Linked DNA regions of Homo sapiens: all the other regions are linked to region 1. Evidence: chromatin contacts called from ENCODE Hi-C or POLR2A ChIA-PET data. All regions are on one chromosome and are shown on one strand. Each heading gives the region's core, a stretch centred on a gene start or an enhancer-like site at or near the end of the contact. The rest is flanking DNA. Distances are from core to core; before and after follow the strand shown. Region 1 overlaps LINC03036 (long intergenic non-protein coding RNA 3036). Region 2 holds the start of LINC03036 (long intergenic non-protein coding RNA 3036). Region 3 overlaps LINC03036 (long intergenic non-protein coding RNA 3036).

The links. Hi-C counts contacts between places; a loop is a spot of excess contacts on that map. ChIA-PET counts read pairs that join two places held with the same protein, here RNA polymerase II (POLR2A). Pooled maps may share reads with other maps.
Region 2: a map of heart left ventricle shows a loop between it and region 1 (2.5-fold over the local background). The contact joins the promoter of LINC03036 here to the enhancer-like site in region 1. A Hi-C loop is called at or near these places in 5 of 168 maps with a recorded cell type or tissue (Calu3, PC-9, Right ventricle myocardium inferior and 2 more) and 8 of 50 pooled maps. POLR2A ChIA-PET finds 5 or more read pairs at or near these places in 3 of 52 experiments (A673, GM10248 and HCT116).
Region 3: a map of PC-9 shows a loop between it and region 1 (6-fold over the local background). The contact joins two enhancer-like sites. A Hi-C loop is called at or near these places in 1 of 168 maps with a recorded cell type or tissue (PC-9) and 1 of 50 pooled maps. POLR2A ChIA-PET finds 5 or more read pairs at or near these places in 2 of 52 experiments (BJ and GM10248).

The regions. Positions count from the first base shown.
Region 1 is chr10:118,911,366-118,915,205 of GRCh38, forward strand. The region is part of intron 2 of LINC03036 (long intergenic non-protein coding RNA 3036); the gene reads right to left. Among named protein-coding and RNA genes, the nearest start is that of LINC03036, 120 kb to the right of the region's middle. Within about 2 kb of position 1,896, at least 4 of the 41 ENCODE cell types and tissues checked have a DNase peak (open chromatin) inside an H3K27ac peak, as active enhancers do; they include PC-9 and heart left ventricle, where a contact is called at or near this core.
Region 2 is chr10:119,027,934-119,031,773 of GRCh38, forward strand. LINC03036 (long intergenic non-protein coding RNA 3036) reads right to left here and starts at 1,638. Exons shown (of 4, transcript NR_186540.1): 1 at 1,412-1,638. It overlaps NANOS1 (nanos C2HC-type zinc finger 1), which reads left to right and starts at 1,781. Exons shown (of 1, transcript NM_199461.4): 1 at 1,781-3,840. The coding sequence starts at 1,869. The coding sequence ends at 2,747. RefSeq lists an enhancer at 1,058-1,558 and silencers at 1,383-1,852, 1,973-2,182, 2,553-2,852.
Region 3 is chr10:119,004,782-119,008,621 of GRCh38, forward strand. All of the region lies in intron 2 of LINC03036 (long intergenic non-protein coding RNA 3036), which reads right to left. Among named protein-coding and RNA genes, the nearest start is that of LINC03036, 23 kb to the right of the region's middle. Within about 2 kb of position 2,255, at least 7 of the 41 ENCODE cell types and tissues checked have a DNase peak (open chromatin) inside an H3K27ac peak, as active enhancers do.

The DNA.
Region 1 (3,840 bases), core at 646-3,145:
TCCCCACTCCTCTCTCTCCTCACCTTCCCTCTCATGCTTAAATCCACTAGCTCTGGCTTCAGTACCACCACTACCATTGCCACCACCTCCCACTGAAATTGTTCCTGCAAGAGTCATCGGTGACTTCCTTGTTGCTAAATGCCAAAGATGTTTTTCAGTCCTTATCTTTGCTGACCTTTTAGTGGCACTTGGCCTAGCTGGCCTTCTTGAAATCCCAATGGCCAGTTTCGACAGCTGGCTTCCGTGGGCCTTCATAACACTACACTTGTTTGTGTATCCATCTGCCTTTGATGATTATTTTTCCTCCGCCAGGCCATGAGATGTTCAAGTTCTCAGGGTCCAGTCTGAGTCCTCTTTCCATTCCGTCTCTCTCTGGGGCTTTCAGGCAGCCTCCTGACTTTGCCTATATTCTATAGACTGATGACTCCAAAACTTGATCTCAGTTGCCGGCTGCCTCCTGGCAGCAGAACCATGTGCTGCCAGACATTTCTTCTGGGGTATTCTTTAGGATCTCAAGAACAACCTTTCTATGCCGAACTCTTTATTTTCCCCCAATAAAGCCTGCCCCTCCTCGTGGGTTCCCCATCTAATGAAAGCCCATCAACCACCCTGAGTCACCCAAGCATGGAGCCTGGGAGTGACTCTAGACTCATGCCTCCTTTACCCCCACATCCCATCAATTCTAGAGGCTGAAGACACACACTCTGTTTTTTCTCTCTCTCTCTTTTCCCCCAATCTGCCCACTTTTCTCCAAGCAGAGGCTCACTCTAGTCTATGTCACCATCATTCCTCACCCAGGTTCCTGGGTCTCACTGCTTATAGTTTTGGTCTCCCCTCCAGTTCAAGCTAAAGTCATCTTTCCAAAGCCCAGTTGATCAAATCCAGCCCTTCAAGGACTCCCATTGTCTTCAGGCCAAAGTGTAACTCCTCTTCAGAGGCTCCCACTTCTCTCTCCAGCCTTCTCCCTCCCCACTCACCCCTGGCCCTCTGCACAGAGGCCATGGCTGATGTGACATCCTCTGTCCCTGAACAGTCTTCACCCCTCACCTTCCACCTAATTTCTTTTTTTGTTTTTGAAATGGGGTCTTGCTCTGTCACCCAGGGTGGAGTGCAGTGGCATGATCTCAGCTTACTGCAACCCCCACTTCCTGGGTTCAAATGATTCTCCCACCTCAGCCTCCCGAGTAGCTGGGATTACAGGTGTCCACCACCATGCCCGGCTAATGTTTTGTATTTTTAGTAGAGATGGGCTTTCACCATGTTGGCCAGGCTGGTCTCGAACTCCTGGTCTCAAGTGATCTGCCCATGTCAGCCTCCTAAAGTGCTGGGATTACAGGCGTGAGCCACCGCACCCAGCTGACCTCTACCTAATTTCTATGAGTGCTTCAAATCTTGGCTGAGTGTCACTTTCCCTAGGAAAGTATCTCCCCCCTCAACTGCCCCCAGTTCTGGATTAGATGTCCTTCCAATTACCCACAAAATAACTTGTTTTCCCCTTAAACCACTACTTATTAAATTATCTCAACATTTTTGGAAGCCTCCCTGATATGTGGAAAACCAACAGACAGCAAGAGAAACCAGACCCCTGTCTACACAGGGCATAGAGTCAAGCAGGAAACACAGACATTATAACAACAAAGATCAAAGAGGGGGCAGGAGGAGGGAGAGGTAGGAATGGGAGGAGAAATGTAAAAGAAAAAGACAGAAACAGCAAAGAGCACAAATGCTTCCACTCACAAGGCATCAGCTGATGAGACCAACATCTTGTATACTTCCTCTGTTTGCGGAATGAATGAATTTACGTTACCCAATATTCTTTAGATAAGGCCCTAGGTGATAAATTCCTTCTACAACTTTGTGCCAGAAGGGGAAAGTTTGCCCTCACTGAACACTTGTTTCTTTCAATTAAACAAAGAGACTAAGAAACCTGTCATATTGCTCTTTTTGTCTTGTCTGCCAAAAAGTTCAGGGCCAAATTTAGACCTCAGTCACAAGGAAGTATGTAATTTCTGGCTTCTGTCACCATCTCTCCTTATCCAGCTAGTTTCTCTTTCATCTTTTTTTTTTTTTTTTTTTTTTTTTTTTGAGTGGGGTTCTTCCTCTGTCTCCCAGGCTGGATTGCAATGGTGCAATCATGGCTCACTACAGCTTCGTATTCCTAGACTCAAGGGATCCTTCCACCCCAGCCTCCCAAGTTGTTGGGACTACAGGTACATGCCACCACGCCCAGCTAATTTTTTATTTTATTTTATTTTATTTTTTAGAGACAGAGTCTCACTATGTTGGCCAGGCTGGGCTTGAACTCCTGGCCTCAAGCTATCCTCCTGCCTCGGCCTCCCAAAACACTAGGATGATAGGAGTAAGCCACTGTGCCTGGTCTCTTTTATCTTTAATTTGTGTACCCCTGTATACCTGTATACACCCCTGTATACACAAATGTGTTTTTACCTTGACCCCTACTTGCCAATCCCTCATGGAAGCAGGTGGAACAGAGGCTCAACATGCAGTGACCCGTTCCAGACTGGCCCCAGCAGGAGATGGCACCCTTGTCCCAGCCCAGTGTTTCCAGAGCGGCACCCACTCTGCAGTCTGAGGCCTCCTCCTGCCCCCACCCCTAGCCAGCCACAGAGTTCAAGGACATGAGCAGCCCTGGCTGTACCTCCCTCCTCCGGGGGGTTGATGTGCTATTTAAAGAGGCCAGACCTCCAGAGCCTTAACAAAAAGCAGAATGAGAGAAGGAAACGTCATATAAGGGATAGGCTGGGGGCAGGGCTAAGCCTAGGTCAGGGCAGGGAGCTTCTAGGTGAGACTCACCATCAAGCTGTGGTCTCTCCTCTTCCCTTCATCACTGCTTGGTCCAAGCAGAGGGGGCTGAAAGAGCTGATGCCCAAGAGATGTCAGGAATGCCTTCTGATGCGTCTAAGACTAGGGACCTAGTCTGACCCTCAGACCAACAGTTTTACACAGAGTGTATTAGGCAGTTTTCGCACTGCTATAAAGAAATACCTGAGACTGGGTAATTTATAAAGGAAAGAGGTTTAACTGGCTCGCGGTTCTGCTGGCTGTACAGGAACCATGGCCTCAGCATCTGCTGGGCTTCTGGGGAGGCTTCGGGAAGCTGACAACGATGGCAGAAGGTGAAGGAGGAGCAGGCAGTTCACGTGGCGAAAGCAGGAGCAAGAGAAAGAGTTGGGGAGGTGCCACACACTTTTAAACAGCCAGATCTCTCGAGAGCTCACTCACTATCATGAAGACAACACCAACCATGAGAGATCCACCCCCATAATCCAAACACTTCCCCCCAGGCCCCACCTCCAGCATCAGGGATTACAATTCAACATGAGACTTGAGCAGGGACAAATATCCAAACCGGGTTGTGAGCAACTCTGTCTCAGGGATGAGATCACGAGGCTATCTCCAACATGCCCTACAGCCCGCCTCTGCTATGCTGCTCCTCTGTAGCCCAGCTGCCTGTATAAAAGTCTGTCACTTGGTGGGTGCCTTCTGGGAATCCCTAGAGTGCACAGCTGTCACTACAAAACAGATGGTATCACTGCTCCAATTAGATAGGGATTCTCTCTGAATATAATCCCTTACTGGTGTATGACATTTTTACAAAATACTCTCATGCATTTGCTTTTCTGTAAACTGACTCCCGTAACCAACCCTGTGATGTTAGCAGGATATATATCATTCCCATTTTACAGATGGGAAAACAGGCTGGAAGAGGCTCAGTGACATGCCCAAGACTAAATCCCAGGACTTCTTTCTGAGAGCAGGGCCATGTCCGGCTTATGTGCTTGTAATGCCACTGCCTGCCCAGGGCAGGCACACAGAGAT
Region 2 (3,840 bases), core at 388-2,887, 120 kb after region 1:
CCTGCCAGGGGAGGCATTTTCCTGATCCCAGTTCTAGGTTTCATCCTAGAAGAGCCCTCAGTATCTAAAGCCTTTCCTACTTTCAATTTTTAAAAAAGTTGGGAAGTGTAAGACCACCTGCCATCTTCCTAATCAAAACTCATCTTCTGGCTCTTATTCTCCATGGCTTTTACACAACATGTTTTATTCATTTCAAAGTATTTAATTATAATGTTGAGGCCAGGTGTGGTGGCTCATGTCTGTAATCCCAGCACTTTGGGAGGCCAAGGCAGGAAGATCGCTTGAGGCCAGGTGTTCAAGACCAGCCTAGGCAACATAGTGAGACCCTGTCTCAAGAAAAAAAAAAAAGAAAAAAGAAAAATCAAGAAGAAAAAAGAAAGAGTGAGAAAGAAAGAAAGAGGCCAGACGCGGTGGCTCACGCCTGTAACACCAACACTTTGGGAGGCCAAGGCAGGCGGATCGCGAGGTCTGGAGTTCAAGACAAGCCTGGCCAACATAGTGAAACCCCGTCTCTACTAAAATACAAAAAATTAGCCCGGCATGGTGGCGGGCATCTGTAATCCCAGCTGCTTGGAAGGCTGAGGCAGGAGAATTGCTTGAACCCGGGATGCGGAAAGAAAAGAAAAAAAAAGAAAGAAAAGGAAGGAGGGAAAGAAGGAAGGAAGGAAGGAAGGAAAGAAGGAAGGAAAGAAGGAAGGAAGGAAGGAAGGAAGGAAGGAAGGAAGGAAGGAAGGAAGGAAGGAAGGAAGACAAAATATAACATTGAATACACGTTGTTTTTCAAACTGCACATACAACCCACATTTTGACTCAGGCCTCTGGGGCGAGGGGGTACACACACACACACACATCCCAGTCACTGTCCTAGGCTCTCCAGCCATGAGATTTTCCGGCCCAGCCCCAACCCCGACCTAAGTAACCGGCTATCGGCCACCCATTGGCTGAAGTCCCTGAGCACCTGTTGGGAGGAAGGCTGCTGCGTGCAGCCGGAAAGTCCTGCGTCCCTCCGCTCTTACCGCGGCAGGAACCACAGCCTCCCCGAACCTCAGGGTTTGTATGGATTTCGCCCAGGGGAAAGCGCTCCAACGCGCGGTGCAAACGGAAGCCACTGGCTGGTTGGGCGGCTGTGATGGGAGAGCTGCATCCTTCCAACGCGTCCAGCTTTTCATGCTGATGTTGGTGAGAAGGGGGTGGATAGCGGGGATTCTCAGGATTAGGGCCTAGGGCCATTAAAGGCTGGGAGGTGGGGGCGTAAACCTGTGGCCACCCTGACCCCTGTCCTCGGGGGGCCTCACCACCAGGCCGAGGAGACCCAGGCCTGGTCACCTGCTCCAAGCCCAGGCCCGGCGCTCGAATGCGGGCCCCAGCGGCCCTCCCTTCCCGGCCCTTCTCTCCCCTACTTTCTCCTCACCTCCCAGCTGCGCGGAGAACACGCCCCCTCCCCGTGTTCCCACCAATCAGCGTCCGGAGCGGCGCCCGAGGCGCCGGGGGGCTCTGGTCTGCAGCCAATGAGCGCCACGGCTCGAGGCGGCGCCTCGCCCGCCCCCTCCCGGAATGAAGGCCGCCCGACAGCTGGCGAGGCTGGCGCAGCGCGCGGGGCGCGGGAGCCGCGCGGGCTGGAGCGGAGCGCGCACACAGCCAGCCCGCCTCCGCTCCGCCTCCGTCCGGGGCGCGGGCGAGGTGGCCGGGGCGGGGGAACGCAGGGGGCAGGGCCGCGGCGGCGAGGCCGGGGGGCGGGGAGGAGTGGGCCCGATAAAAGGCGGCGCGGCGGCCCCACCCCGCGGCAGGCCGGCGGGCAGGCTCGGCGTGTCCCTTCCGTCCGGCCCGCGCCGGCGGCGGGGAGGCGGCGCGCGGCCCGCAGCCCGCCCATGGAGGCTTTCCCCTGGGCGCCCCGCTCGCCCCGCCGCGGCCGCGCCCCCCCGCCCATGGCGCTCGTGCCCAGCGCCCGCTACGTGAGCGCCCCGGGCCCGGCGCACCCGCAGCCCTTCAGCTCCTGGAACGACTACCTGGGGCTCGCCACGCTCATCACCAAAGCGGTGGACGGCGAGCCGCGCTTCGGCTGCGCCCGCGGTGGGAACGGCGGCGGCGGCTCCCCGCCCTCCTCCTCCTCGTCGTCCTGCTGCTCCCCCCACACGGGGGCCGGGCCTGGGGCGCTGGGGCCGGCGCTGGGGCCGCCCGACTACGACGAGGACGACGACGACGACAGCGACGAGCCGGGGTCCCGGGGCCGCTACCTGGGGAGCGCGCTGGAATTGCGCGCGCTGGAGCTGTGCGCGGGCCCCGCCGAGGCCGGGCTGCTGGAGGAGCGCTTCGCCGAGCTGAGCCCGTTCGCGGGTCGTGCCGCCGCCGTGCTGCTGGGCTGCGCGCCCGCCGCCGCCGCCGCCGCCACCACCACCAGCGAGGCGACGCCGCGCGAGGAGCGGGCCCCGGCGTGGGCGGCCGAGCCCCGGCTGCACGCGGCCTCCGGGGCGGCGGCCGCCCGGCTGCTGAAGCCCGAGCTGCAGGTGTGCGTGTTCTGCCGGAACAACAAGGAGGCGATGGCGCTCTACACCACCCATATCCTCAAGGGCCCCGACGGGCGAGTGCTGTGTCCCGTGCTGCGCCGCTACACGTGTCCCCTGTGCGGCGCCAGCGGCGACAACGCGCACACCATCAAGTACTGCCCGCTCTCCAAAGTGCCGCCGCCGCCCGCCCGCCCGCCGCCCCGCAGCGCCAGGGACGGCCCGCCTGGCAAGAAGCTGCGCTGAAGGCCCGGGCTCCCGGCCGCCCAGGGTCGCCGCCGCCCCTCGCACCGCTAGGTCTGCGCACCATCTCGCCCCCGCCGTGGGGAGGCGTGCGGCTCAGCGGTCGGCTCGACATGGGACGTCGTCCTGGTGGTTTTTGAAAAGCAGCCGACCGTGTGGAGTACTTCCGTGCTGAACGATTGGGACTAGACGCTGAAATCCCCATTTGTCTTCAGTTTCTAGTTTGCACATCCAGAACGGCGAAGGCTGGGTGTGTATTCCACTAACTGAAATATGGCAACTTAGAGGCGCTGTTTATTTACTGTATACGTCGACCTATTTTAGATGCGCATCAGTATGAAATTGTCTCAATCTTGGATGTTTCATTTTATGAATGGAGGCACTTTACTAGGTCTAGAATATTTTTTTAAAAGCCTCTGAACTGAGCTTAAAACTGGCGATTTTATGAAATGTCGGCAAAATGACTATTTTATTGTTTGAAGCGAGTTAATATTCTCAGTTGTCTTTAAAAATCAGTTACTCTAATTCCAGGTGAAGCAAGCCGCTGGTAGCATCACCCTTATGAGAAGTGAAGGTTTTGTAAACTTTCCAGTATTAATTTGGGCGGGTATTCCCCGCTTGTGGCTTGTTTCTGTCCTAGCTGGAGGTGTAAAATGCACAATGTGTAGCAGGTAGAATACAGCTCCTTATCGTTCTATGTACCAGGTATTTTATTACTGAACTAGCAACTAGCCTTTTCCACCTTTAAAAGTTGTGCCAAGTCATAATCATATTGTGTATAACTTGGAAATGGTGCTGTTTAAAAAAATTGTGTATTTATACAGTAACAGTATGAATTCATTAATCTCACCTGTAACTTTCCTACTTGGCATTTTCTCTACACACTCACCCTCTTCCAGTTCTTTAAAAACGTTTATGATATTAAGATCAAAGGGAGGAAGGGAAGACAGCAGTATTAATTCACCCTAGATTACTCAATTTCAGGGTTCCTAGTGGAGGAAAGCCCATTCCAGCTGTTGCCTGTCAAACAAATAGAAGATGGATCTCTAGCTCTGAGCTATTCGTGTATTAACTCGTATTCAAGAAGGTTCCACCG
Region 3 (3,840 bases), core at 1,005-3,504, 94 kb after region 1:
TCTCCAACTCCTGGGCTCAAGTGATCCTCCCATGTAAGCCTCCCAAGAAGCTGGGACTACAGGCATGCACCACCGATGCCTGGCTACCCACTGTTTTTATTATTTACCTAGTGGTGCTGAGAAAGGAGAGATACCACCTAAGTGAATGTAACCACATCATAGACACCCAAAACACCAACTAGTGTGCTCGTCATTTTCTTTTCTTTTTTTTTTCTTTTTTTTTTTTTTTAACAGAGTCTTACTCTGTCACCCAGGCTGGATTGCAGTGGCACAATCTTGGCTCACTGCAACCTCTGCCTCCCAGGCTCAAGCAATTCTCATGTCTCAGCCTCCCAAGTAGCTGGGACTACAGGCGTATGCCACCATGCCTGGCTAATTTTTGTATTTTTAGTAGAGACGGGGTTTCGCCATGTTGGCCAGGCTGGTCTCAAACTCCTGGTCTCAGGTGATCCGCCCACCTTGGCCTCCCAAAGTGCTAGGATTATAGGCATGAGCCACCGCGCCCAGTCAGGTGTGCTAATCATTTTCTAAACTAAATGTATTAGGCACTTCCTGCCTTTTTAAACAGAGTAAATGAAATTTAACATGTTCCCAATAACTCAGAATTGACATTACCAAATTACTACACTCTGCCATCCCACAGTACTATCCGTAGAAGTAGCCGAGTGTATGTCTAACACCACCTCCTCTATCACCACCAACTCAATGGCCTGAGCTGACCATGAGTCATCAAAGAAAATGTTACAAATGTATGTAAAGATTTAATGGGTTCCTAGAAAGGAGCTGACTCTCCTGTATAGCAAAACTACTCAGTAGAACACGGAGAGAGTTACCCAAAGCCTTTTACTCACGCCCAACTTCTCAGCCTCTTCCTAGATGGCTGGGCTTCTGAGGGTCAGATTCGTAGAAAGGGGACCATTATTCTGTTCATCCAACATGACTTTCAACACAGAGAGTGCTTCAAGGTGCTTTGTCTTTTAGATACATGCATAACTACTATCACTGAAATATTAGGTTGGTGCACAAGTAATTGCGGTTTTTGCCAAGAAAAGTAATGGCAAAAACCGCAATTACTTTTGCACCAGTGTAATAATTAGCATCTTCCGCTAATCTTTTTCTAGAAATTTGAGAGAGACTTCAGCTGAGTTAAATTCATGTCTCTGACACTGGGTTTCTCTTTCCAGCCTGTAAAGACCACTTTGAGGATGATGAGACACATCCTGAGCAGAGCCAGCTAGGCGTGGCCCCTTGAAAACAGCCCTTGTTTCCCGATCACATGATCTCAGCTCCTTCTCCAGTGGCACTCATCACATTATTCTGCAGTCACTGAGCTTCTGTCACCCAACAGATATTTGCAAAGTCCCATGATGTACCAGGCACCAGGAGAGCACTGAGGGTCCCTCTTTCCAGAAGCCCCCATCAGTGAAGGGAACAGACAGGTGGCAGCGGTCTGTCCTGCCTTGTGGCCAGGAGGTAGCAAGTACAAAGTCCCTGGGGTCTTGGAGGACAAAGTGACCAGCTCTGCTGCATGGGAAAGGAGGAAGCTTTCCTGAAAAGGGGACACTTGAGCTGAGCCTCGAAGGCCAAAAAGGAGGAAGGGTGCCTGTAATCCCAGCTACTCAGGAACCTGAGGCATGAGAATCACTTGAACCTGGGAGGCGAGGTTGCAGTGAGCTGAGATCGCACCACTGCACTCCAGCCTGGGCAACAGAGTGGGACTCTGTCTCAAAAAAAAGAAGGGAAGGGTATTCCTGGCAGAGGAAGAGGCTTGTGCAAAGGCACAGAGGTGTGAATGTTTGCAGCTTCCGTGGAGCTGAGGCAGAGGCTGAGTCCAGACTGCAAATGTCCCATCAGTGTCCATGCATCACCTTAGAGACAGTCTGGGCAGAATTGGGAAAGGACCCAAGAATCTCCCTCCAGTCCCTTACCTCTTGGCTGGAGCTCATCCCAGGAGACCTGCAGCCCTGCTTTACAATCCAGGAATTGAAGGTTCCACAAAAGCCCGCGAGACAGGTCCCCCCAAGCCCAGGCACATCTTAAAGAGCTTGTGATCGTTTGCTGGAGACTGCACCTGCAGATGACCAACTGGACCACAGAGCGGCAGATCCCCTGGCCTAACAGGCTAAAAATAGTCCCAGTGTAGATTTCCAGACAAGACTGACGCACTCAAACCAAAAAGACTCACAGATTTGCACAGCTGATGAAAACTAAAATATCAACAGGCTCCTCCAGCCTGCAGAGCACCTTACTCAACCAGACAGAGATTTAGCAAGAGATTCGTTTTCTGAGCTCCTGCCAGATCCCGGGAGGAGAGGCCAGAGAGTTTGTTATCATCTCTTAAGTAAACCATGATTCATCCTCATAGCAGAAAAAAGAATGAGGTGGCAGTATATATACTGACTTGGAAAGACTCTAGGACATAGTAAATGATAAAAGCAAACTGCAGAATGTATGGAATCACAGATATACTAAATTAAAAAGTGTGTGTGTGTGTGCGTGTGTATGCATGTGCGTGTGTTCATGTATAAATGCATGGCAAAAAGCCTGGAATTCCTCACAACCACGCCATGCAGTAGTATTGTTATCCATTTAAGCTTTTGTGAGGTTAAGTAACTTGAACATATGGCATAGTAAATATGGCTATTATATCCAGACCATATGGAACTGGATTATGATAACAATCGCTGAGATTTATATAGCAAACTTTTTTTTTAAGAACTGAAGAATACTCACTAAACCCATTCATTTTACTGTGTGCCTGGCACTACTCTTGCCTCTGGAGATAAAGTGATGAAAAAGTACAAGTGAAGTCTCTGCCTTCGTGACACTAACACTCCAGGGTCACCTCCGGGGAGGTAATGATAGAGAGTGGGAGTCAAGGAGATAAAGGAAAATATTATCCTTGTCTATAATGTTTGAATTATTATTATTATTTTTTTTTTTTTTTGAGACAGAGTCTCGCTCTCTCTCCCCGTCTGGAGTGCAGTGGCGCGATCTCGGCTCACTGCAAGCTCCGCCTCCCGGGTTGACACCATTCTCCTTCCTCAGCCTCCGAGTAGCTGGGACTACAGGCACCTGCCACTGCGCCCAGCTAATTTTTTGTATTTTTAGTAGAGACGGGGTTTCACCATGTTAGCCAGGATGGTCTCAATCTCCTGACCTCGTGATCCACCCGCCTCAGCCTCCCAAAATGCTGGGATTACAGGCGTGAGCCACCATGCCCGGCCTGAATTTTTTATAATAGGAATTAATCCACTATTTGAATAATTAAAATTTATTTTTAGTGTTCTCAATGAAAAGGCACCCTTTGCCTTTGAGGACATTTTTTTCTTTTCTTTTCTTTTCTTTTTTCTTTTTTAGAGAGACAAGGTCTCATTATGTTGCCCAGGATGGCCTCAAACTCTGAGGCTCAAGTGATCCTCCTGCCTCAGCCTCCAAGTAGCTAGGACTACAGGCACGTACCACCACACCTGGCTGCCTTTGGCGGTATTCACTCTTCAAGCCTACCACCCAACTACTAAGAGTTGATTTTTAATAACTTTAATTTTGGGGTTGTTTTTATCTTTTTTCCCTTTTTTGAAATGGAGTTTCACTCTGTTACCCAGGCTGGAGTGCATTGGCGTGATCTCGGCTCACTTCAACCTCCACCCACCGGGTTCGAGCAATTTTCCTGCCTCAGCCTCCCGAGTAGCTGGGACTACAGGCGTGCGCCACCACGTGTGGCTAATTTTTGTATTTTTAGTAGAGATGAGGTTTCACCATGTTGTCCAGGCTGGTCTTAAACTCCTGACTTCAAGTGACCCACCTGCCTCAGCCTCCCAACATGCTGGGATTACAGGC